Linked DNA regions of Homo sapiens: regions 2, 3 and 4 are each linked to region 1. The links are chromatin contacts, found by Hi-C or POLR2A ChIA-PET in ENCODE. All regions are on one chromosome and are shown on one strand. Each heading gives the region's core, a stretch centred on a gene start or an enhancer-like site at or near the end of the contact. The rest is flanking DNA. Distances are from core to core; before and after follow the strand shown.

What was found. A loop is a pair of places that touch in the nucleus more often than their neighbours do. ChIA-PET counts read pairs that join two places held with the same protein, here RNA polymerase II (POLR2A). Pooled maps may share reads with other maps.
Region 2: a loop to region 1 is called in a pooled map, with 5 times the contacts of the local background. The contact joins the enhancer-like site here to the promoter of PARK7 in region 1. A Hi-C loop is called at or near these places in 7 of 50 pooled maps. POLR2A ChIA-PET finds 5 or more read pairs at or near these places in 2 of 52 experiments (HEK293 and activated CD8-positive, alpha-beta memory T cell).
Region 3: a pooled map shows a loop between it and region 1 (2.2-fold over the local background). The contact joins the enhancer-like site here to the promoter of PARK7 in region 1. A Hi-C loop is called at or near these places in 1 of 50 pooled maps. POLR2A ChIA-PET finds 5 or more read pairs at or near these places in 6 of 52 experiments (GM12878, IMR-90, PC-9 and 3 more).
Region 4: a loop to region 1 is called in a pooled map, with 4 times the contacts of the local background. The contact joins the enhancer-like site here to the promoter of PARK7 in region 1. A Hi-C loop is called at or near these places in 3 of 37 single-sample maps with no recorded cell type and 5 of 50 pooled maps. POLR2A ChIA-PET finds 5 or more read pairs at or near these places in 1 of 52 experiments (WTC11).

What each region holds. Positions count from the first base shown.
Region 1 is chr1:7,959,035-7,964,053 of GRCh38, reverse strand. PARK7 (Parkinsonism associated deglycase) reads right to left here and starts at 2,343. Exons shown (of 7, transcript NM_007262.5): 1 at 2,261-2,343; 2 at 1,179-1,291. The coding sequence starts at 1,268. RefSeq lists enhancers at 1,903-1,962, 2,013-2,062, 2,263-2,312, 1,708-2,491, 2,693-2,792 and 1 more and a silencer at 2,443-2,542.
Region 2 is chr1:8,180,464-8,185,482 of GRCh38, reverse strand. No RefSeq gene overlaps it. Among named protein-coding and RNA genes, the nearest start is that of LINC01714, 26 kb to the left of the region's middle. Within about 2 kb of position 3,007, at least 16 of the 41 ENCODE cell types and tissues checked have a DNase peak (open chromatin) inside an H3K27ac peak, as active enhancers do.
Region 3 is chr1:8,119,268-8,124,286 of GRCh38, reverse strand. ERRFI1-DT (ERRFI1 divergent transcript) reads right to left here. Exons shown (of 3, transcript NR_185980.1): 3 at 1-2,813. Among named protein-coding and RNA genes, the nearest start is that of LINC01714, 87 kb to the left of the region's middle. RefSeq lists an enhancer at 2,871-3,180. Within about 2 kb of position 2,811, at least 30 of the 41 ENCODE cell types and tissues checked have a DNase peak (open chromatin) inside an H3K27ac peak, as active enhancers do; they include GM12878, IMR-90, PC-9 and 1 more, where a contact is called at or near this core.
Region 4 is chr1:8,094,416-8,099,434 of GRCh38, reverse strand. All of the region lies in intron 2 of ERRFI1-DT (ERRFI1 divergent transcript), which reads right to left. Among named protein-coding and RNA genes, the nearest start is that of ERRFI1-DT, 70 kb to the right of the region's middle. RefSeq lists enhancers at 2,140-2,189, 1,555-2,754, 3,767-4,966. Within about 2 kb of position 1,939, at least 18 of the 41 ENCODE cell types and tissues checked have a DNase peak (open chromatin) inside an H3K27ac peak, as active enhancers do.

The DNA.
Region 1 (5,019 bases), core at 1,094-3,593:
ATCACGAGGTCAAGAGTTCAAGACCAGCCTGGCCAAGATGGTGAAACCCCATCTACTAAAAATACAAAAAATTAGCCAGGCATGGTGGTGCGCACCTGTAATCCCAGCTACTTGGGAGGCTGAGGCAGAGAACTGCTTGAACCCAGGAGGCAGAAGTTGCAGTGAGCTGAGGTCACACCACTGCACTCCAGCCTGGGTGACAGAGCAAGACTCTGTCTTAAAAAAAAAAAAAAAGACACACATGCATGGATACACAAGAGTGCGAGGATAGCACTTATCTTTAAGGAAGGAAGAAGGGGCATAGGATTGGAGAAATTTACAAAGGGGGCTTCAAATGTATTTCTTTGAAGCATCTGCTCTTTAAGAAACGAGTCTGAGGGGCCGGGCATGGTGGCTCCTGCCTGTAATCCCAGCACTGTAAAAGGCTAAGGCGGGCGGGTCACTTGAAGCCAGGAGTTCGAGACCAACCTGGCCAACATGGTGAAACCCCATCTGTACTAAAAATACAATTAGCCGGGCGTGGTGGCGGACACCTGTAATCCCAGCTGAGGGTGAGGCAGGAGAATCTCTTGAACCCGGGAGGCAGAGGTTGCAGCGAGCAGAGATCACACCACTGCGTTCCAGGCTGAGCGACACAGAGAGACACCATCTCAAAAAAAAAAAAAAAGAAGAAAAAAGAAATGGGTCTAAGGACAGTGCAGTGGCTCACGCCTGTAGTCCTAACACTTTGGGAGGCCTGAGGCGGGTGGACAACTTGAGCTCAGGAGTTGGAGAGCAGCCTGGGCAACATGGCAAAACCCTGTCTCTACAAAACATACAAAAATTAGCCAGGTGTGGTGGCACGCATCTGTAGTCTCAGCTATTTGGGAGGCTGAGGTGGGAAGATGGTTTGGGCCCAGGAGGCAGAGACCGAAATGAGCCAAGATCCTGCCATCGCACTCCAGCCTGGACGACAGAGCTCAAAACAAAAGAGAAATGGGTCTGAAGGAAATATGGCAAGACATTAACAAGCGTTAAATGTGAGCAGTGGATCAACAGGTATTTATTCTTATGTCATCTCTGAAATTTTGTGTATATTTGAAATATTTCATAGAGCACTTTGAATATTTTATTCAAAATGATTTAAAAATCCAAAAACATTTAAAACAGGAATGGCTAAAAATCGATGTGGGACTTACCCCAGCTCGCCTCATGACATCTACAGGGATGACCGTCTCCATTTCCTCTGCTCCTTTAGCCAGGATGACCAGAGCTCTTTTGGAAGCCATTTTTATGTTATATGTTTACAAGCCTTAAAAAAAAAAAAAAAAAAAGATTTCAAAAAACTTTCATTGCAACCCTGAGATACCCCAAAATTTAAAGTTTAGGAGCATTTTCAAGCAGAGTAAGTACTTCCTAGGGAAACGGTTTTCATAGACAACTGAATACGAAAAAAGCAGCAGTTTAGTTATCTTAACGTTGATTTGTATAGCAGTTTTAATTGCTCTGAGATGAAAACATAATGAGGGTGCTAAAAGGTGTAGTATTGCTTAGATTTTCTTCTACCATGTTCTCTTAAATCCAACTTTAATAGTATGTTGCAAATGGGTTTTTTAAAAATACAAGTACGTGGGTCTCCTGCATTTCACACAATGCGGGGAAACAGTCTTTTTTGAAGCACTGTTTCAGAGAAACGACTAAACTGAATTTCATGGGCAAAAATTTAAATGTGGTCTTTCGCAATTAACTTGTAATTTTTTGGAGGGGATTTTTGTTTTCTTAGTTATAACTGTACTAAAAAATTGTGTGTGGGGGTCAACAGTGTTAAATGTCTGAACACTTTTTTTAATGACTGAGAAAGATGGAAATCCCCTCACTGAAGTCAACCCAACTACATCTGTCTCTCTGCGCGGAGTTCTCACTGCCAACGACAGCAGCTCAACGAGGTTCCGAATTTTTTTTAGCCTATTTACAGATTATCTGGAGGGTTTACCGTCCACGCAAAACAGAGTTTAATAAAACGGCTAGCCAGTTCCATGCCGGCGAGAGGTTAGGCAGAAGATTCTGGACGCTTCAGCGTTGCCACCACGCTGGCGGTCAGTCAAATCCAACGCCAGCGACAGGGCCCGACTGGGAGGCCGGAAGCGAGGGCGGCCCCGACCCAGGCCCCGCGCCGGTTCTGAGCCAGCGGGACACCGTCCAGCACAGGGACACCGTCCAGCACCCCCACGCCGCCCAGCGCCACGGCCCACACATGCGCCGCGCCCCCGCTGGCGCTGACCTGCACCCCGCGCCTCTTCCTGCGGACGCGGCGCCCCGGCCCGTTGGGTACCACTCACCCCACACCAGGCTGAAAATGAACGCACGCCAGCACGCACGCGCGCCGTCCGGCCTCCCTCAGCCCCACACTGCGCAGACTCACGCCGCCTTGGCCTCACGCTGCGTCACGTCCGGCCGAGTCTACCTCGGACTGAGGCGGGGGTGGCACCGGGGAGTTTCTAGCTGGACAGCCCTGGGTGAGGCGGCTCGGTCCCACATGGTACCCCCCACGAATGGCACAGTCCGGCCTGCCCCGGCGCCCGCGGGGCTTAACAGTCTCTACCGCCACCCTCCGTGAGGAGCCGGTCTCTGGAACTGCCGAGGGACTGGGGTTGTCAGAGGGGTTCCTTAGTTCGCGCTCCGTGCACGCCTGCTCCCTTTGCGTTGTTCCTTTTCTGGCGCGCCTTCCCGTTTCGCCTCTGGTCTGTTAGGACTCTGGTCCAGGCCTCCCGGACCTCTCCCCCACGCCTGGTCTCCCGATCTCGGGCGACTCTGCCGCATTTATTCACACCCGGATGTCTCAGGGGTGTGAGTTTTTTTCTCAGCATTGTTTGTTTTCTTTAACGATCCTGATGCTGCTGCACCCACAGGACTAGAGCAGTGCTGCGCACATAAGTCTAATAAGTACCAAGTTGGTCAGATGTATTTACATCATAATCTCAAGTTGTATTTATTGATATGTAAGAGACGTATGTGTTTTCTGGGTACATGTGGTATTTTGATACTTTCATATAATGTGTAATGATTAAATCAGGGTAAATGAGATCTCTATCACCTTAAACATTTGTCTTTATACTGGGAACATTCCAGTTACTCTCTTCAATAATAACATTTTAAAATATACAACAGATTACTGTTAACTATAGTCACCCTACAGAACTCTGCCAACGCTAGGTCTTATTCCCTCTTAAGGAGAGCACAGATCACCTGGTGACCATCAAGCAGGCCCCTTATCTGAGGAATTTAGAAGTAATTAGATATCCCTATTATCTAAAGTTGGCACCTGGTACCAGGTTAAATCAAAGGAAATAGTTAAAGCCCAAAATTCTTGAATGAGCTTAGAAGGATCCTGGCTAAATGAACGCAACTTGGATTGAATTTGCAAAAAATGAGACATTCGAAAAGGGACATGAAAAATCCACCGCGGCATGCTCAGTTCTCTCTTGCTGAGGCTGCACTCTTCTGCAGCGTTCTAATAAAACTTTCCTTTTTCAAACCTATATTGTTGTCGATAAATTCTTCTTACCAACCAGCAAGTCGACCACTTTCTGATGCTGGGGCTCTTGACACCTTGCCCAGCACTTCTACCAATTTTTGTACCTATTAATCACCCTGTTCATCCCCTTCTCCTGGCTACCCTTCCTGGCCTCTGGTAACCACCAACTTATCTTCATGATATCCACTTTTCAACTTCCCATTTATGAGTGAAATCATGTGATGCTTGTCTTTCTTTGCCTGGCTTGTTTCACTTAACATAATGACCTCCAGTTCCATCAATGTTGTTGCAAATAGGATTTTATTATTTTTTATGGCTGAATAGTATTCATTGTGTATATTTACATTTTATTTATCCAGTCATCCATTGATGAACATTTTGGTTGATTCCATATTTTGACTGTTGTGAACAGTGCTACAATAAGCATAGGAGTGCAAATATCTCTTTGATATATTGATTTTCTTTCTTTTTTTTTTTTTTTGAGACTCCATCTTGCTCTGTCGCCTAGCCTGAAGTGCAGTGGCACCATCTTGGCTCACTGCAACCTCTGCCTCTGTGTTGAAACAATTCTCGTGCCTCAGTCTTTCGAGTAGCTGAGACTACAGGTGTGTGCCACCATGCCTGGCTAATTTTTGTATTTTTAGTAGAGACAGGGTTTTACTATGTTGGCCAGGCTGGTCTTGAACTCCTGACCCCAAGTGATCTGCCTGCCTCGGCCTCCCAAAGTGCTGGGATTATAGGCGTGAGCTACCGTGCCTGGCCCTTCCTTTCTTTTTGGTATATACCGGTAGTGGGATTGCTGGATCATATGGTAGTTATGATTCCAGAACTTATGATTTCTCAGAAGTTAATCTTCTGAGGATTCCATATTGTTTTCCATAGTGGCTGCACTAATTGAGATGCTCGCCAACAGTGTATGAGGTTCCTTCTTCACATCCATCTCAGCATGTTATTCCCTTTTTGATAAAGGCCATTTTAACTGGGATGAGATGATATCTTACTGTCTTTATTTGCATTTCTCTGATTAGTGACATTGAGCCCTTTTTCATATCTCTTGGCCATTTGTATCTCTTCAGAAATGTCTATTCAGATCTTTTGCCCACTTTTAAATCTGATTGTTTTCTTGCTATTGAGCTCCTAATATATTCTAGTCATTAGTCCCTCATCAAATGGATAGTTTGCAAATATTTTCTCCCATTCTGTGTGTTGTCTCTTTGCTTTGTTGTTTCCTTTGCTGTGCATATACTTTTTAGTTTGATGTAATTCCATTTGTCTGTTTTTGCTTTTGTTGTCTGTGCTTTGAGGTCTTTGCCCAGATCAATACCCTGGAACATTTCCCCAGTGTTTTCTTTCTTTTCTTTTCTTTTTTTTTTTTTTTTGAGATGGAGTCTCGCTCAGCCGCCTAGGCTGGAGTGCAGTGGCGCAATCTTGGCTCACTGCAACCACTGTCTCCTGGGTTCAAGCGATTCTCTGTCTCAGCCTCCCGAGTATCTGGGATTACAGGC
Region 2 (5,019 bases), core at 1,758-4,257, 220 kb before region 1:
CTGCTATTTTTAATTGGTATTAACTAGCTACCCGTGAAACTTAACTCATGACTTATTGCTTTTTTTTTTTTTTTTTGAGACTGGATCTTGCTCTGTTGCTCAGGCTAATGTGCAGTGGGTGATCATAGCTCACTGCAGCCTTGACCTCCTGTGCTCACGCGATCCTCCTGCCTCGTCCTCTGGAGTAGCTGGGACTACAGCCATGAACTACCGCCCCTGGTGAATTTCCTATTTTTATGCTATAGAAATGAGGTCTGATATGATTTGGCTGTGTCCCCACCCAAATCTCATCTTGAATGCTAGTTCCCATAATCCCCAAGTGCTGTGGAAGGGACCAGTTGGAGGTAATTTAATGATGGGGGTGGTTACCCTGACGCTGCTGTTCTCATGATAGTGAGTGAGTTCTCACGAGAGCTGATGGTTTTATAAGGGGCTTTTCCCTCTTTGCTCGGCACTTCTCCTTGCTGCTGCCACGTGAAGAAGGACGTGTTTGCTTCCCCTTCCACCATGATTGCAAGTTTCCTGAGGCCTCCTCAGCCATGCTGAACTGTGAGTCAATTAAACCCCTTTCCTTTATAAATTACCCAGTCTCAGGTATCTCTTTATTAGCAGTGTGAGAATGGACTAAGGCAAGGTCTCACTATATTGCCCAGGCTGGTCTCGAACTCTTGGCCTCAAGTGATCTTCCTGTCTCAGCCTCCTACAGTGCTGGGATTTCAGTTGTGAGCCACCATGTCTGGCCAGAAATTTTCATAAGAATATAAATAATAGAGTTAATCATGATTGGATATCATGCTTTATTTTATATACGAGTCTTTTAATTATCCAAGCACATTTTAAAAAAACTTTTAATTATGGAAATTGTCAAACATACACAAAAGTACAAAGATCAGCATCAGGAGCCCTGGTGTGCCCATCTCACCTTCCGTGCTGACCAATATTCTGCTTACTCATTCCACCAAGCACATTCAGTCCAAACCCCTAGAGCCACTTGTCATATGACAGGCAGGGCAGCACAAAGTCAGCCACTCCACAAAATCACCCATCTCAAGGTGTGGCAGCTTTTTACTCTAGCTGAGAGATGGACAAAGGGCGTAGGAACTTAGCCCCTAGTACAAATTTTACACAGAAGAATCTTTCACATGTTTAATTCAAATTGTATTTTAACTGTTGATATTAGGAGAGGCACAAATCACTTCAGTTGCTTTTGGTCTTAGTTGTGCTCACAGTGTTGAATACTTGTGCTGCCAACAGAGTCAGTAAAAGCTCGAAAACCTCTGAAGTCTAAAGCCCAAATTCAAACTCTTAACAAGGACCTTGTCTTGCCACATCAATACAGTCGACTGCCGAGACAGCCGCACCCTCAGGCCCAGAGAATCGGGCCTGGTAGTGCCCTCCGAGCTCTGTCATATCATGGCCTTCATAGAAAATGCAGTGTTTGGCTGGGCGTGATGGCTCACACCTGTAATCCTAGCACTTTGGGAGGCTGAGGCAGGTAGATCACCTGAGGTCAGGAGCTTGAGACCAGCCTGGACAACATGGCAAAACCCCATCTCTACTAAAAATACAAAAAATTAGCCAGGCATGGTGGTGGACACCTGTAATCCCCGCTACTTGGGAGGCTGAGGCAGGAGAATCACTTGAACCTGGGAGATGGAGGTTGCAGTGAGCCAAGATTGTACATTGCACTCCAGCCTGGGAGACAAGAGGGAAACTCTGTCTCAAAAAAAAAAAAAAGAAAAGAAAAGAAAATGCAATGTTTTGGGGGAGACACTCCTCTGGGGTAAGCAGATGAGGATGCTCACAGCCAGGTACCTGGGATCAGCACCTTTTTCATCCATTTGAAGCCCATATACCCTGCATGCTGGCTGAGAAGCCCTAGACTGAGATAGGTACTTTATATATACCAACTCCTTTCATCCTTACAACTACCCTACAATGAAGGCACCCTATATTCTCTCTTCATGATGGAGGACATTGAGGCACAGAGAAGTGAAGCAGTTTGCCCAAGATCACACAGCCAGAAAGGGTCAGTCATCTCTAGCCCAAGGTTCTGGGTACCTACCTCCCCACCATTAGCCTCTCTAATAAACCATTCCAGATTATCCCATGGTTTCCAACTTAGCCAAACCATACCATGCACTTATTTATTTATTTATTTGAGACGAAGTCTTGCTCTTGTCCCCCAAGCTGGAGTGCAATGGCACGATCTCGGCTCACTGCAACCTCTGCCTCCCAGGTTCAAGCGATTCTCCTGTCTCAGCCTCACGAGTAGCTGGGATTACAGGCGCCTGCCACCATGCCCGGCTAATTTTTGTATTTTTAGTAGAGACGGGGTTTCACCATGTTGGACAGGCTGGTCTCGAACTCCTGACCTCAGGTGATCCGCCCACCTCGGCCTCCCAAAGTACTGGGATTACAGGCGTGAGCCACTGAGCCCGGCCTTATACCATGCATTTAAAAACTCAAGTTCATGGCCTGGTTTCCCACATTGCGTATGCATTTTCACACTTCCTCTATCTAATCTTTCCTTTTTAGATTCCAAACTGCTAGAGAGCATGAACGAAACAAAATGCTGAGCGCAGAGTAAAATACCTTTGGCCAAATGACCAGTCACATCAAACCTGTTTGCCTCTATTCCCGTAGGCTCTCAGAATGTTTGAAGATGTTAAAAATGGGGGGAAAGCAGCGAGACCCTGTTTTATCAGCATATGATTGGTCCAAAAAGAAAAGAGGATACTGCTAAGTTTCTCATCTATACAGGATGCAGACATTGAATGCTTTCGCTTTCTTGTGCTTTTTTTTTACTCTCATATATTGGGAACGCCTTATTCTTTCTGGCCCTGTTTCATATCTGTGTTTCGATCTCTGTGAATTCTCAAGAATGCAGTGCTACTACATGAGTCACACTTGAACAACCCTAAAACAAATAAGTAAACAAAAAGCTTCAGAAAGCTCACACACTTGTTATTACCTGAAATTGATGTGGTTATAGACTGACATCCTACCAACCAACGCAGAATAGGCTGATGAAAAGAAGCATTCGTTGTTTGCAGAAGTTTCGCCAGCCAGAACACAACACAAAACTTTCTCTGGGTTGCAGTGAATCACCTAAGTCAGGAAACAAAGTGATTTTAACGAGTAATAGTCACAATGCCTTATCTTACTTGTAATATTTACAAAATGTTCTTGACATCACCAAGGCCGCAGCCCTAGAAAGAGGAGGGAGAGCGGACATGGGCACATTCATTCAGTCCCTGCTATGTGCCACGTGCTTCCATTCACATGGTAAAAAAATCTCAGGCCGGTGTGATTATTCTCAATTTCAAGATGGAGACACAGAGTCACTGAGATAAGGAATTTACTCCAAATCACGCAGCTAGAGAATGGGGCACTGGAGTCCATGCTTTCACTCCACCAGGCTGCCTCTTGGAGTTACCCAAGAAAAGCTTTGAGAAATCATGAGAATTCACTAATTTCCCAAAGATTTCATTTTACCCCTATACTTAGCCAGAAAATAACATTTTCTCAAGATCCAAAACTGTTAATTCTGTTGAAGAAGAGTCAAGGCAACCAACATATCTGAATTGCCACACTACGTGCTTTGATTCCTGGAAAAGATACATGATCTTGACGCTCATACTTTCCAGTATCCCCTACAGTGAGATGTTGGAAACTTACGTATCACAGTATTCATCGTCCCCCAAAATATAAATGGGTCAAACTCATTGAGTTAAAAAGCAGACATTATCATCCTTGGATAAACCCTGTTAGGGAGCCATCTAAAGCAAAAGGACATGGAAAAGTTGAAAGCAAAAGGTGGGGAAAAGACACCAAAAATATATTAAACAAAAGAGAACTGGCATAACTACATCAGTATGACACACACACAAGGACTCTAAGACAGAAAAGGTTCCTATATGAAAATGAAATTTTCGTGTCACCAAGAAGACATAATAATTCTAAATGTATATGCACCTAATAAAAATGTCTCACACCATATACATAAAAAAGTAATAGAGGTCGGGCACGGTGGCTCACACCTGTAATACTAGCACTTTGGGAGGCTGAGGCTGGCAGATCACCTGAGGTCAGGAGTTCGAGACCAGCCTGGCCAACATGGTGAAACCCCACCTCTACTAAAAATGCAAAAATTAGCCAAGTGTGGTGGTGCATGCCTGTAATCCCAGCTACCTGGGAGGCTGAGGCAGGAGAATTGCTGGAAGGTTCCAGCTGGCAAACTTTCACCTCACCAGGAGGTGGAGGCTGCGGTGAGCCGAGATCGTGCCACTGCACTCCAGCCTGGGCAACAGAGTGAGAATCTGTCTTAAAAAAAAAAAAAAAAAGTAATAGAAATGGACAAATCCACCAATTTTTTTTCTCAATAATCAGTAGGTCAAGCAGCAAAAAAGAATCAATAAATAGGCCGGGCACAGTGGCTCATGCCTGTAATCCCAGCACTTCGGGAGGCTGAGGCGGGTGGATCACCAGAGGTCAGGAGTTCAAGACCAGCCTGGCCAATAAGGTGAAACCCCATCTCTACTAAAAATACAAAAAAATTAGCCGAGTATAGTGGCAGGCACCTGTAATCCTGGCTACTCAGAAGGCTTAGATCATGCCATTGCACTCCAGCCTGGATGACAAGAGCAAGACTCCATCTCAAAAAAAAAAAAAAAGAATAAATAAATATATTTGAAAAATTTGATTAACTACTTTGATGTAATGAACATATGTAAAACTCTAAAAGCAATCATTAGAGAATATCCATTCTTCTTTTTTTTTTTTTTTGAGATGGAGTTTCGCTCTGTCGCCCAGGCTGGAGTGCCGTGGCACAATCTCGGCTCACTGCAACCTCCGCCTCCCGTGTTCCAGTGATTCTCCTGCCTCAGCCTTCCGAGTAGCTAGGATTACACATGCCCGCCACCATGCCTGGCTAATTTTTGTATTTTTAGTAGAGACGGGGTTTCACCATGTTAGCCAGGATGGTCTCGATCTCCTGACCTCGTGATCTGCCTGTCT
Region 3 (5,019 bases), core at 1,562-4,061, 160 kb before region 1:
TCTGAAACAAAATTGATAAAACCCCTTTCCCAAAAAGACCCCCTTCTTGCCTGGGACCACTCAGCCTTTGCAGGACTAACAAATTAGCTACAAGATTAGAAATTACTGGCCAGGCGCAGTGGCTCATGCCTGTAATCCCAGCACGTTGGGAGGCCAAGGCAGGCAGATCACCTGAGGTCAGGAGTTCAAGACCAGCCTGACCAACATGGAGAAACCCCATCTCTACTAAAAATACAAAATTAGCCGGGCGTGGTGGCACATGCCTGTAATCTCAGTTACTTGGGAGGCTGAGGCAGGAGAATTGCTTGAACCTGGGAGGTGGAGGTTGCGGTGAGCTGAGATCATGCCATTGCACTCCAGCCTGGGCAACAAGAGTGAAACTCCGTCTCAAAAAAAACCAAACAACAATAACAAAACAAACAAACAAAACAAGAAATTACAGTTTAGGGGTCATGCAGCCTCTGACTCCAAGAGTCTGAACCTCCCCAAATTGCTCCTGGCAATAACATCACTATTGTAAGACCTAAGATCAGTGCTTGAGATATTTTGCAAACCCTGCACTCAGTGGACCAGCTACCACCACCCAGACCAGTAATCTGGCTCAACCAGTTCTGCCATCCCACCCAAGAACAGAAAACAGCAAGAAAAACTCACTTCGACCCCCTGTGATTCCATCTCCATTGCACTCTCCACTTCCCAAGCCCCTACCCACCAAATTATCTTTAAAAACTTTAATCGCCAAATGCTCAGGGAGACTGATTTGAGTATTAACAAAACTCTGGTCTCCCACACAGTCGACTCTGTGTGAATTACGCTTTCTCCATTGTCCATTGCAACTCCCCTGTCATGATCAACCAGCTCTGTCTAGGCAGCGGGCAAGGTGAACCCACTGGACTGTTAAACTATTATCTCCAAAAATGGCAAGGTCATGTAGGTCGAGGGAAGACTAAAGAAGAAGACGTGACAATTCAATGCAATATGTGACCATGGATCTGGTCCTTTCACCATAAAGGACATTATTGGAACAACTGGCAACACTTGGGTGGGGTCTGAGGGTTCAGTGGTGGCAATGAGCCTGTGCTACCTTCCCGACGTCAATGGCTGAGCAGCAGTTATATCAGAGCCGTTCGAACCAGAGCGACTCCATCTTAAATAGGAGCTGAGTAAAATAAGGCTGAGACCTACTGGGCTGCATTCCCAGATGGTAATGGCATTCTAATTTACAGGATGAGATAGGAGGTCGGCACAAGATACAGGTCATAAAGATATTGCTGAAAAAACAGGTTGCAGTAAAGAAGCTGGCTAAAACCCACCAAAAACCAAGATGGTGCCGAGAGTGACCTCTGGTCATCCTCACTGCTTCACTCCCACCAGCTCCATGACAGTTTACAAACGCCATGGCAACATCAGGACTTGCCCTCTACGGTCTAAAAGGGGGAGGCATGAGTAATCCACCCCTTGTTTAGCATATCATCAAGAAACAGCCATAAAACTGGGCAATCAGCAGCCCTCAGGGCTGCTCTGTCTATGGAATAGCCATTCTTTTACTCCTTTACTTAATAAACTGGCTTTCGCTTTACAGACTCACCCGGAATTCTTTCTTGTGCGAGATCCAAGAACCCTCTCTTGGGGTCTGGATCAGGACCCCTTTCCTGTTATGCAGGAGGATGTCCTTATCTGTAGGAAGCACACCCTGAAGTGCTCAGGCTCAGTGGGCCTTCTGGCTGGCAACTGACTCTTCACTGCCCCAGAGAAAAAAGTTTTTGAGCTCTACTTGCGACTTTCCTTTAGGTATGTGGTTGTTAGTAAAACTGTAACAAACCTTTAAATAAATAAGGCATCCTCTTATTTTCTCTTAAATGTATGTCTTAAAGGGGTGTATTCATGATGACAGAGAAGTCAGTCTAGAAGGAGACAGATAGTAAGTGGGAGGCACCCCCGGCAACCCCGCCCCAGTCTGGATGAGTCAGCCCCCTCATTCTGCCTTTCCTGACCCCCAAGTCCAGCTCAGAAGCCCTTCTTAGGAGTTTCCCATGAGCCTCTATTTGCTGAACACAGCACTTCTGATCTGGTAATTTTAACGGCCCATTTACTTATAAATACCATGAGATTAGAGGTATTGTCTGACTTGCTCACCACTGTCTTCTTGGAGGTGGAGGCAATTTCAGGGACACAGTAGCTCCTCAGTAAGCATTTGCTGAACAAATGAAAGAATGGTTCACACTGACCCCAAAGAAGGTTTTCTCCCTAGTCTTGGACTATTTCTCTTTTTTCTTTCTTTTCTTTTCTTTTTTTTTTTTTTTTAGAGACAATGTCTGGCTCTGTCACCCAGGCTGGAGTGTGGCGGCACGATCTCAGCTCACTGCAGCCTCCACTTCCTGGGCTCAAGTGATCCTCTGGCCGCAGCCTGCCGAGTGGCTGGAACCACAGGCACACACACCAGGCCTGGCTAATTTTTGTATTTTTTTGTAGAGATGAGGTTTTGCCAGGTTGCCCAGGCTGGTTTCGAACTCCTGAGCTCGAGCAATCCACCTGCCTTGGCCCCACAAAGTGCTGGGATTACAGGTGTGAGCCACTGTTCCTGGCTGGAATGTTTCGAATCAAGCAGTTAAAAGGTAAAGACCAGTGCTGTAGCCGCATGATCCGCCTGTTCCTCAGCGTGGATAAAGCTCTTTGCCCTCCTTATGGAACTATGGCACGGTTTTGCTCTCGACTCTCTTGAGTCCTTGCAGAGGAGGCATGGAAAGATCTGGTGTGAGTCACTGCCATCGATCAACATGACATTGTTCTCGAAGGGCTCGCAGTGGGGAAACCTAAAAAGGAAGAAAATGAGAGCACTTGCCAAGGCTACTGAACAAAGGGTCAAGCACCCAGCCAGTCACTGAGTTCCAGACTCTTAATAACAAGGTTATGAAGCTATGCGAAGCCTTCATCCCTTCTCATAACTACACAGGCATGTCGGGGCTTCTGAAGTTGTGACAGTGATTTCCTTTAAAGAAAACGATTCTAAGTAAACCAAGGACACTTCACCCTTGACTTTGAAAATGTCTACAAACTTTCCCAGAGCAAATCTCTGCCGGCGTTTCTCACTTCCCGATCTGATCGGCCTGAGGAGCCCACGGGCTGGGCTGGCACGTTCTTTTGTTCAGCTTCTCTACCGGAAGGAGTTTGTGTAAAAAGGAATAGAAATCAGTGTTCATGCCACAATAGGGGTAATTGTTCTGAGCTGCCACATTCCGTTAAATGTTTACCTTTTTGTTTCACAATCTAACAGGAAACGAGGAGCAAAGGATTTTTGGTTCCCTTATCCCCCTTTGGTCAAGACTAAAAAAGACCAGTTGTTATTCTAGTTGCTCAAAAATGAAATGCTCAAGGTAGGAAATGAGCACAGTTGCTAAAGACTCCAGATCACAATCTGGGGTTTCAACCAAATCCGTTGCATGAAATGTTTCAGAGGAATGAGGCTTTGTCAACCTTCTCCATGTGCCTCCAGGACAGGATGTTTAGCAAGAGGTGCTGAACATTGTAACCATCTTTCTATGTGATCTATAGAACACTATGGATGACCAAGATAAAAAACTGGACAGATTAGATTCCTTAGTAGCCAAATACAAGGTAGGGAAGTGGCAAAAAGCTGGGACCCGTTGGGAAGGAGGCCGGAGGGCTTCGCCAGGCTCTCCTCCGCCATTTCAGATCCATCCTTCAAGACCAGACCCCAACCCAGCTTCTACTTCGAGGAGAAGTATTTGTTTAAAGTTCCATTTGTGGAATGGCCCAGCTGGGATGAAAACCAGGCTGTGAATTCTAGTACCAGCTCCACCCCTGAAAAACAGAGTAGAACCTCCCTGGGCTAACGTCTTCTAATAATCCAATCATAGAGTAAACTATGTCTTTTGGGGCATTTTAAACTTTTTTATTGCTTTGAAATAGAGTCAGGGGAAGAAAGACTTTACCATCTAGGTTCGATAGCTGGGTCTAGGAAATACACTGACAATACACAGATTTAACAGGAAAAAGGGTAAACAAATTTATTAATTTTTAATATGTGCACAGGGGCCATCATAGGAAGAAAAAAACAATATCACAAAAAAGTGATGCCATCTTAACAGAGAAAAGGGAGAGGAGATGTGGGCTACCGTGAGGAGAGGAAATGATTTTTAGGAAAGAAAAATGGGCCTTTAGAAGACTAGATGGGAGATACGAGGGTTTGTGGCAGTTTGTCCGGATGTTAAGGCAGCCCTTGCTGACTCCTGGGGAGGGGACTTAGGACAACTGATGTCCTTTTGGAGGCTCTGCCTTTGGGCAGATGAGAGGAGTTCAGGGAAACCATGTCTCTGCATTTACTGTTTTCCAGTGCTTTCTGCTCAAAATCACCAACATTCCAAAGTGGCATATTTGGGGGCAGTCTGTCCTGAACCCCTACTCGACAGTAAAAAACATTTTTTAAAAATTAAAAATGGGCCAGGCGCGGTGGCTGACACCTGTAATCCCAGCACTTTGGGAGGCTGAAGTGGACAGATCACTTGAGGTTAGGAGTTCAAGACCAGCCTGGCCAACATGGTGAAACCCCATCTCTACTAAAAATACAAAAATTGCCTGGGTCTGGTGGTGCTTGCCTGTAGTCCCAGCTACCCGAGAGGCTGAGGCAGGAGAATTGCTTGAACCTGGGAGGCAGAGGTTGCAGTGAACTGAGATCGTGCCACTGCACTCCAGCCTGGGCAACCGAGTGAGACTCCATCTCAAAAATAAACAAATAAAAATTAAAAATGGATAATTCGGTCATAAATAAGATTGTCATAGTGAAATAAATTTAATGGTTTTCAATACTTACTAAATATTTCTATATTCAAAGCCCAGTCCCTGAACTTTGCAGAGGCACTTGGGTTCAAGTCCCACCTCTGCCACTTACTAGCCGTGTAACTCGGGAGAAACCGTTTAACCTTTCCTTTCTGTGCCTCAGTCTCCACATCTACAAAAAGAGGGAGATAACAGTAGGGACTCACAGGTTTCTGTGAGGAT
Region 4 (5,019 bases), core at 690-3,189, 140 kb before region 1:
GTAATTTGTGTTTTTCCTCTTTTTTTTTTTCTTGATCAGTCTGGCTAGGGGGTATAACTTTTATTAATCTTTTCAAAGTACTAGCTATTGATTTTACTGATTTTTCTCTATTGTTTTATCATCTTCTCTTTCATTAGTTTTCACTCTTATCTTTATTTATGCTTATATTTGGTTTAATTTGCTCTTCTTTTTTTAGTCTCTTAAGGTAGGAGATTAGATCATTAATTTTAGACCTTTCTTTTTTTCCAATATATGTATTTAATGCTGCTATAAACTTTCCTCTAAGCACCACTTTAGCTGCATGTCACAAATTTAGATAAATTGTGTTTTCATTTTCATTCAGTTCAAATATTTTCTAATTTCCATTGTAATTTCTTCTTTGACTCATGAATTATTTAGAAATGTGTTGCTGGGCCGGGTGCAGTGGCTCATGCCTGTAATCCTAGCACTTTAGGAGGCTGAGGCTGGTGGATCACAAGGTCAGGAGTTCGAGACCAGCCTGGCCAATATGGTGAAACCCTGTCTGTACTAAAAATACCAAAAAAATTAGCCAGGCATGGTGGCACATGCCTGTAATCCCAGCTACTCTGGAGGCCGAGGCAGGAGAATTGCTTCAACCCAGGAGGTGGAGGTTTCAGTGAGCCAAGACCATGCCACTGCACTCCGGCCTGGGTGACAGAGAGAGACTCCATCTCAAAAAAAAAAAAAAAAAAAAGAAAAGAAAAGAACTGTGTTGCTTATTTTCCTAATTTGGGGGGATTTTTCAGAGATTTTTCTGTCCTTTGTTGTTGTTGTTTATTTGCTTAATTGTAGCTAAGTTCCAGATAGCAGGGAATTAGCAATAGTGACTGCAGTCCCTTGGCCAAAAGTTTCTCAGACACTTAAACTATTTACTTAGGTAACACATTTTTTTCATGGCTACTGCAAAGGTACATTTCAGACATATGTTTTGAATTAATTAAATCTCAAGATTAATGTTGAAATTTAATATTTAGTATTTTTACATTATATTAATGATTTTTAAGAACCATTGATTTTAAGTTAAACACTTGGGTTCTTGTGCTTTTTTAAATTTGCAGATTTCAGTTCTCATATTTAGATCATTAACTTTGAAACTAAAAATAAGATCTGAGTGGGTAAGCACAGAGGATTTTTAAGACGGTGAAACTATTCTGTATGATACTATAATGGTAGATAAGTGTTTTTATCCATTTGTCAAAATCCATAGAATGTACAACACCAAGAGTGAACTCTAATGTAAACTGTGGACTTCGGGTGATACTGATGTGCCAATGCGAGTTAATCAATTGCAGCAAATTTATCACTACGGTACAGCACACTGGCAGTGGGGAGTCTGTGCCTGCGTGGGCAGGGAGTATATGGGAACTCTCCATTCAATTTTGCTGTGAACCTAAAACTGCTCTAAAAAACAAAGCCTATTTTAAGAAGCAATAAGATCTCAGGCCTTTCAGAATGCCAGATTAATGTTTAAATGTTAAAAATGAAATACTCATTGCTGCTACTAAAATTACCTTAGTTTCTCTAATCCTCTAAGTTTTCAAGTGTGCCTTTTAAAAAAAACCCTTAAGCTTTAATAAGCTTTACCAGATGACAGTAAAATTACTTAGATTAAGCCTCCATGATTTTAGAAATGAAGCATTTTGAGGACTCAATCCAGTTCCTGGGAGATGAGTCAGCTAGTTAATTAATATGATCTTAAGGAAAAATGACCCGTCTTACTTCTCACTGACTGCATACCCTGCTGAGACTATATTAAGATTAGCATTACGAGTGCTGCACAGCTGCCTCTCCTATGAGTTCAACAGGAGCTTGGTAAATAATATCAGAACTGAGTCATTTATGGTTGAATGACACAGAATGAAAAATAAGTGCCTTTCAGGCAGTTCCTGTTGCCTAATATGGACTGAGAAGTAGACACTTTAACTAAAGAGCCCCACCTGTGCCCCAAATGAACCTTTCCCTATAAGGATGTTGATCTAATTTCCTGATCAAAAAAGGAATCCAAAAACGCTGTCAATGATCTGTCTGGGCCTGAACGAGGGCCTATTTTCTCTTCTCAAAGGCCTCGTGCATGGAAGTCTACCGAATTTCTTCCTTGAATAGTTGAGGGTGTTTTGTTGTAAAGATTTCCAGTTAAAGTGGCTCTTTCATCCTAGGGAGAGATCAGAATATCCAGCAGTCCTGCAGGTGGCTAGAGTTTATTGCATTGGGAAGCAGAAACAAGATAACTAAAAACAGAGAATCTGTATTTAAAACTTAGAAAACAGGACTGGTATTTTTATAAGATTTTTTTTTCATTACAACTATCCATTCTTCTGTGAATTAAAAGCCCAGGACACTGATGGCTCGTGGAATTGATGTCACTAGTCCCTAGGCCTTCTTACCTGATAGTAACAGTAAAATGGATATATAACATCGTTTTTCTTCATGGAGCAGAAAAAACTGAGGTTAAATGAAAGCTTTCAGGCGACTGAATTAAACTTGAAAAGCTATAAGGAAAGGGAGCCCTTTTCTAAGGAAGTGACAACAAATTCATAAACTGAATGACTCATAAACTGCTTTCAAATTGCAAAACTGATTATGAATCACTGAAGAAAAACGTAGTCTCACAAAATCTGGTTGTTTAGGAATCAAAAAAGGTAGCCTCTGCTGTTCATTGGCATATTGTCATTCACCATCCTGAAATAACCTTATGGTGAGTGATACTAAAATAGGTCAGTTTGTTAGAAATATTTGCTTAAAAGCCAGATTTGGCTCTAAATTTCTTTTGAATGAATCATAAGAATCTGGATGATAAAAAGAATTACGCTTAGAGAAATGTGCTAGAAACAGGCATTGGTTAAAGATATGGACGTTTCTTTTAGTAGAAACCTGTGTATTTCTGAATCCTTGAAAGAAGGATTGTGGTTGAATAACAATCTGATAAAGGATGAAGTGACCTTCACCATCCGGCCTGCCGATAAAGAGCGGGGAGATGTTCCAAAGTAATCCCACAAGGAGATTCATGATCTAAAAACCATTACCAATAGGTGGTATCTGTATTTCTCTGTTTAAGACTGGAAACTAACGGGTAACTCAAGAATGCTTCCAAGAAACGGTGGAGAATGTCCACTCAAAGATTTTAATCATTAACTTCAGAGCGACTCTAGGCTAACGCCCAGGTCCAGGAATAAGGGACAGAGGCCAATAGTAACACAGATTTTATATTTTTCAACTGGAAAGCTTGGAGATAGTACAGGTAGATACAAATAATATTGGAGTGTTGGAAATTTTCTTCATGTTCATGTAAGGATAGTTTTACTATCAGTTCTTAGGAAATTGGAATATAAATAAACAATAACAATTTATCTAGACCATGTAAACATTATGGATTTTTCAATTTGCCCTGAAAATCTCAGATTTGCTTGATAGATTTCATGTGGTAGCCTCATTAGACCCCAAAGTGGGAGTGGTGTATAAGAAGGGATTCTGAAACCTAAAGTCCTTCAGCGCTGAAGTCTATCTGGCAGGAGAATTTTAAGTTTCCTTGACTTCAGGGGTTAGGTAGGTTTTTTCCATAGGCATAGAGATGAGTCAATTTTAGGTGTTTTTTCCTCATGGGGCAGCTTTGATAGAGTGGAAGGCAGAGAATTTATGACTAGAAGACCTGGGGTTTTGATCCCTGTTCTGCCACTTACTAGTAGGAGGTTGGGGAGGTTATTTGACCTCTCCAAGACTCAGTTTCCTCATCTGTAAAATGGGGGTGATAAAACGATCTCACAAAGTTGTTGCGGTCACGGAATAAGGTAAGGTATGTGAGGGCATGTTATAGGAACCTCGTGAATGTTTAGCCGATATGAATCTTAGCAACTGGGAATCATTATTTTATGTTTCTAGTATCTGATAGTTAAAGTATTTTAAAAATCACAATTTTTTAGAGAAAATAAATAATTTCACCATTGTTACCAAGGATACTGGTCTCCAATACTGCATCTGTGAAGACTGCTTCCCACATCCACAAACAATGAAAAATCCTCATCTCCAGATCCTCCCATTTATCTTAGTAACTGTCTAATGTAAATCCAAAAGAGCAGAAACTATGTCTTCTTTGCACTTAAGACAATCTCCTCACCATAGTAAATACTCAACAAATACTTGAGACGTGTGTTTACAACAAGGCATTTTAAGGGATTCCAGTGTTTTTCTGCCTTCTTCACTTCGGCTCATTCCCTTGTGGAAAACATCGCTTGTGCTGACCAGAGGATGAGCTCTTGGCCCCTTCTGATTCACAGCCTTTTCCTGTGAACCACGGCTCTCAGCGCTAAAAGCAGGATGTCACGCTCATATTTGTTTTGCTTCTCCCCTCTCACCAGGAGTTTAAACCGACTTAGATTAAGAAACTCGAATCTCCGCCATGCTTTTTGATCTTTGGTTAAAGTTCAACGTGACAAGCACATTTGCTGCCCATGGGCACTTTGCCCTCTGATGTGGAGGAGCTCACCATGTCTCAGCAAGAAACACACAACACAACACACCTCACATTTGGGGATGGACGCGTCTCCCTAGGAGCCCTTGATGGCTCTGAAAGTTTGGTATCCAAACTTTTGGATTCCTTTCAAAGAAAAAAATCATCATGAAAGCTCTGCCAAGATTTGAAAAGTGAAGTGGATGGAGTGACTTCATCTTTGAATGCAAGAGGCAGATCACTGGGTGGAGTTAATAAGGGCAGAGGTGAGTCATGGAGTCCTGAGATGCAAATATAATTACAGCTCATTTAGAAATGAGCACGTATGTACATGACCTTTATTCTCCACCAAAGCTGCACGAGTGCTCACTTCCATGCTGACATGGACAGCCCGTGGAAATAAGGCCAAGCAGCAGGAACCAGACATCTGACCGTGTTGACGGAGATTAGATGGCTCCGAGTGGATGAGGCGTTGAGAAACCCTAGCTGCCATTTATCAGTTACATACCTGAAGAGTTCAAGATACGCAACTGGCAGGAGGGACCAGTTGGTCT